Regions from separate parts of the Mus musculus genome. Here region 2 is linked to region 1. Evidence: chromatin loops called from intact Hi-C (ENCODE). Cell type or tissue: left cerebral cortex. All regions are shown on one strand.

Region 1 (2,500 bases):
AAAAAAAAAAAAGGAAATTTAAACAAACTTTAAGAACTGTCAAAAGGAGCACATGGTGTCCACAGTAACAGGCTTCAAGCCTTTGCCACCGCATCAAACCTATGTATTTAAAGGCTGTGTTTCACCATCTGCATCTGTAAAAGGCCACATTTATTTAAAAAAATCAAGAAACTCTATTGAGAAGGTATATTAAAATACATACAATTCATCCAGTTACTATTCAGTCTTCCAGTAAACATTTCCTGTGTGTTTATTATGCTCCTGTCAGCAATCAAAATGGAACAGGATACGTGCTTTTGAAAGGACATTACCAGGGCACCATGAAGGCAAGACACAATACCAAGGGCAGGGTGCATCGGCTAGACCCCTGGAAGTGGTGTGTGCAGAGAAGGGCACCGGAAAGAGAGGATCTGCTCTCTGAGAGCAAGTCCCTTCTGGGTAAGCCAGTGCTAAGCCAGAGAAATGAGCCGGGGTCTGATTTAAAGGAGTCGTAAGAGGCTAAACTAAGGAATATGAATATCTAAAACTCGTAGGAGGCCTGAGGATGAAGCAGGAGTTTGATATGAACACTTTTGTGTGCGAGAAAAGGGATTTGTCAGATTACCAAGAAGGCATGAGGAGAGCTGAGAGCCAAGGAAGCACAGGTTGCCCCAAGACTGCAGAAGAGGGGCTGGCTCTGATGAGAGGCTATCGAGGCTGCTAAATAACTCATCTGTTCCCTGGGATAGAGACTAAGAGAAAGAGGGACACAGACAAAGGGGAAGACTAACAACTGGAGGATCCGGGGTCTTCAAGTAGGAGGCTCTTCCCACAGTTGGTAGAAGCATCTAGAGATAAACACATGTGAATTAGGCTCTGAGCAATGCAGCCAGGGCTCGGGAGTGGGTGCGTGGATGCCCTGCACAAATAGTCAAGGGAACAGGAGAGCACGGTGGGCCACAGGAGGCCTGGAGGCAAACTACGGAGGAAGGCTACAAAGGTAGATAGAGATCTTTTATGAGGAAAAATTGAAGAGAAGTTCTGGAAGGAGGCAGTGAGAAAACACAGCCCATGGGTAAGCTGGGCCAACAACGGAGGGCGTGAGACAAGTACAACAGCTTTGGAAATGGGTCACCGGGGGCAGCTCTGCTTGTGAGATGGGATCTAAAGCCCTGTGCAAAGGAAGGTGTTAGCGGGAGCAAAAGGAACAGCATAGACATTTTCTCAAAAAACTTGGAAAGAAAGAAGGGAAGACAGCGGTCACTAAAAAGGACACTTGCATGTGTGCGTGCATGTAGGCGGTGTATATTTCAAGGCGGGGCAGAGCTGTTCATGTTAATTAGATGCAGAGAACCCACAGACAGGGAGGCATAGATCCAGGAAAGAGGAGGGAGATTGATGGTGAAAGTCCCCCAGAGGAGAGGCAGGAGAGGTCCCGAGCTGGAGGGATTAGCTCCAGAGACAGGAAAGACCGGCATTTTCACTGAGATAGGAGGGAAAGAGGGAAGAACTGGGAGGGATAGAGAAGTGTGGGTGGCAGGGGAGGAAATGGAGAGAGTTCTCGATTGATGGCCTCAATTTTCTCAGTCAAGTAGGAGGCAAGGTGATCTGTAGAGCAGTGTGAGGAGGCAGTGAAGCTTGGGCGGAGAGAACACCAGGGGTATGTAACAGCTGAGGGCAGGCTGAGCGGGTGGAGTCCGGAGTGCGCAGCTGGGTTGAGGAGATGTATATCCGTTGTGTCTCAAGCTTGCATAACTGTGATATTTTTCTCCCAGGGCTTTGACAAGTCCGGGCAGGGCAGCAAGAAATTGAATTGTCAGACTGAACTAAGGCTGGGTTTTTGCAGGCTGGATGTCATGGAGGTTTAAGAGGGTTGAGGAATTGTCAGGTAGTGAGTATTGAGTGAGGAGGGAAGCTTGAAGCGCTGGGCTGTAGGATGAAGGATGGAGAGAAGGACTCTCAGTCAAGACAGTTTGCCAGACCAGATCAAACACAAGGGCCCAAGACATCAAGGTCTGACTCAGGAGGTGTTTAGGGCATAAAAGGAAGGACTAGCTGAAAGCAGCCAGTTGACTCACAGTGGGTTCTTGGGATTTCACTAGAAGAGATCTACCTTCTTTGAGAACTTTGAAATCTGTCATCTGAAAGCTAATCCCACCTCTCTATAGAAGCCTATCTTACTGTTGCCTTCCCATATGAAACAAGTCTCCACAGTCCCTGGGCATCTTAGCAGATAGCTAGTTCAAAGGAACATTAAAACGTGACCTGTGACCTCATTGCAAGAGTCCTGGGGTTGAACTGTATTTCTAACACGCCTAAGTCCTGTGGCCCTTGCCACAATGTGAGCCACCGAGTAGTGGCTTTCTTGACCAGACAGATTGGTCTATCTAGGTGACTCACGTGCAGAACAAATAGTCGATTACCCATCCCCGTGTTTATGTGATTCCTTTGTCTGTTTCCATCTTTTCATGGGACGAGGAATGGGAAGAGCAAAGCAATCTTTGCTTCATTAATCTTCCTG
Region 2 (2,500 bases), 56 kb before region 1:
TATAAATGAACTCTCTTGGACAGTAAAAGCTAAACAATGGCCCACCACTCTTCCCATTCCAGAGCCCCATCCGCCCCCAACTCCCCGCCCCCCAGGCTAGCCTCAGGATACCCCGAGGATTTGTTTAGGGATGTGCCTGAGGCTAGTGGGTTTTAAGCTGGAAGTTCCCCCTCTTTTTCTTTGTGGTGCAGTAACAGCTGTAATGACAGAGCTATGACTTCAGAGGCTGGGCCTCTAGTTCTATTCACAACTAGACACTGGGCCGGCCACTCTTTCGTCAGGCCCAAATTGTGTGTAGAGCTGGCCATCACAGTGGGTGGACTAGTCTCTCTTCTCAAAGGACTGGTGACTGCTCAGTGTGCGACCCCCACCACCCAGTGGGAAAGTTCACAGAAGCTGACTCATCACTCATGCACACACTCCAACAGATGGAAGACATTGTTATTCAAGAATCATAACGACTGCCCTGCAGTGGTGGCGCACTCCTTGAATCCCAGCACTTGGAGGCAGAGGCAGGTGGATTTCTGAGTTCGAGACCAGCCTGGTCTACAGAGTAAGCTCCAGGACAGCCAGGGCTACACAGAGAAACCCTGTCTTAAAAAAAAAAAAAAAAAAAAAAAAGAATCACAATGACTAGAACTCTTCCAGGGCGAGCAGGGAAGAGGAGGATGTGTGTCTCTGCCCTTCCCCCCTCCCTCAGTTCTCCTACATATTGCCCCTCTAAGCTCCCTAGCCACGTGAGCCTCTAAATCCCATCACTGCTCAACCTCAACTGCGGACTCCTTATTCTCTTCCATCCTAGGTTTCATTTGAATTTGCTGAGGCTTCCCCCCAAAACTTTGAACTGGTGTCTGGTTCATGGGTGTCTCACCCTCTTCAGTGTAGATACGGTGCTGACACTCACCCTTCCCACTTCAAGGCAGAGTCACGACTAAAACAGCGTGTGTTTCCCTTTCCCCAAGCCCAGCCTGGCCAGCAGAGAGGGCCAGTTTTCTTAGGTTCTTACAGTCTCAACCTGTCCTGATTTGTGGACCCAGCAGACACCGGAGGAGAACGTCAGCGCCCTCTGCTGGCAGAGCTAATGAGACAGCACAGTTGTAGCTCTTAGGGAAGGGGACCCAAAGGGGTTGATCAGCTAGCCTTCAGCAATCGTTTAGCCTGGTGATGATCCAGGCGAACCCAGAAAAGAACCCTAGAGCCAGTTATTTCCTCCTTGTGTGAATTCAGTATTACACTGTGTTTACCCACAGGATGGATTGCTTTGTCCAACTTGGAAAATGATTTTTCTGCATGTGGTATTACTGATGAGCAACGACAGGCTGGCTGTGTGAGAGGTTTGCAGAGACCAAAACATATTATCAGGTTGTGTGTGTGTGTGTGTGTGTGTTAGTGATACTGCAGATCTTAAAATCTAAGTGATGGGAGATAGTTACCAAAGAACAGTAAAGATGATAAAGCCAGTGGTAATGCTTTGCAGAAAAGCAGGCAGGCAGGCTCATTAGAATCCTGAGCAAGCATGATTCAGTTGAGTCTTAAGAGCATCGTCAACCTAAGGTATACCTGAAGATGATGCTCATGGTATCATGTTTAATATTCTGGAGGCTAATTACAGGACCAGTAATAACTTACAAGGAGATTATTTTCTCACCAAGGCTGGAGCGGACTACCAGTGCATGTGAAAGTTTACAAGGAAGCCCTTTCTTTCCATTTCTGTCTTGACCCCACAGTTTTGCTCTCTTCTTTATATGCTCCAGGGATTTCTTTGTGGGAAGAGATAGTCACGATGACATTAACATTCTGAATAAATGAGGCAAGAAATTTAGACTTTCCAGGCTTAAAGCATTGCTATTTCCGTAATGTCAGGCTGTATGACACAGCTGGGCATGATGGAGACTGTGCAGTGTCTAGCTGAATGAACCACCTCTTTGGGCACGGCCTGTTCTGGGAACTGCCCATTGCTTGCTGTTCTAGAGAGTAGATGATGGACTACTGAGTTATTGGTGGATCTTTCTAGTTAGGAGCACTGCCTCTTCATTGATCTAACCTCACAACCATCCAGGGGGTGGGTCTCACCCAGTCTGTTTACATAGATCATGCACCTATCCATGGGGAAACAAGGTCCACAGACGTTAAGTTGGCATGGTTAAATGTAAAGCAGGGTTGGTAGGTTAGCCCAGTCCTGCTTTGATACAAAGCCTGTGGTATCTTCTTATCTGGCAACGTAGCCAGTGTGTTGAGGAACAAAAGTCTCTTCCCATCTTATTGCAGGGCCAACAGCAGACAGGCATTCCTTCTATTGCAGGGGGTTTGTTTCAGAATCCCCGAAGTTGGTGCGTGGCTACTTCAAAAAGCAAGGACACCTCAACACCGTCTCGAAAGCTTTAAGGTGTAGACAATGAATCTTTTATCTACACCCCAACTCCACCTTCCTCTGCGAAGATAAAACCAGGACTGTAAGGAGTAATTGACAGGCAAGCTGAAGGGACAGCTCCTGTGAATG

The links. A loop is a pair of places that touch in the nucleus more often than their neighbours do. Peaks named below come from ENCODE experiments on the same cell type or tissue, not always from the same donor. Only the 100,000 strongest peaks of a DNase experiment are listed, where the experiment ranks them.
Region 2: a loop joins it to region 1, with 2.8 times the contacts of the local background. A loop is called at or near these places in 6 of 42 quality-filtered maps.

The regions. Positions count from the first base shown.
Region 1 is chr2:76,056,103-76,058,602 of GRCm38, forward strand. The region is part of intron 13 of Pde11a (phosphodiesterase 11A); the gene reads right to left. Among named protein-coding and RNA genes, the nearest start is that of Gm52518, 21 kb to the left of the region's middle. In left cerebral cortex, no CTCF peak of the experiment used is centred here; a DNase peak (open chromatin) is centred at 1,351; H3K27ac peaks cover 358 bases.
Region 2 is chr2:76,000,528-76,003,027 of GRCm38, forward strand. The region is part of intron 19 of Pde11a (phosphodiesterase 11A); the gene reads right to left. Among named protein-coding and RNA genes, the nearest start is that of Ttc30a1, 20 kb to the left of the region's middle. In left cerebral cortex, a CTCF peak has its summit at 1,078 (motif pointing left); DNase peaks (open chromatin) are centred at 1,063 and 1,872.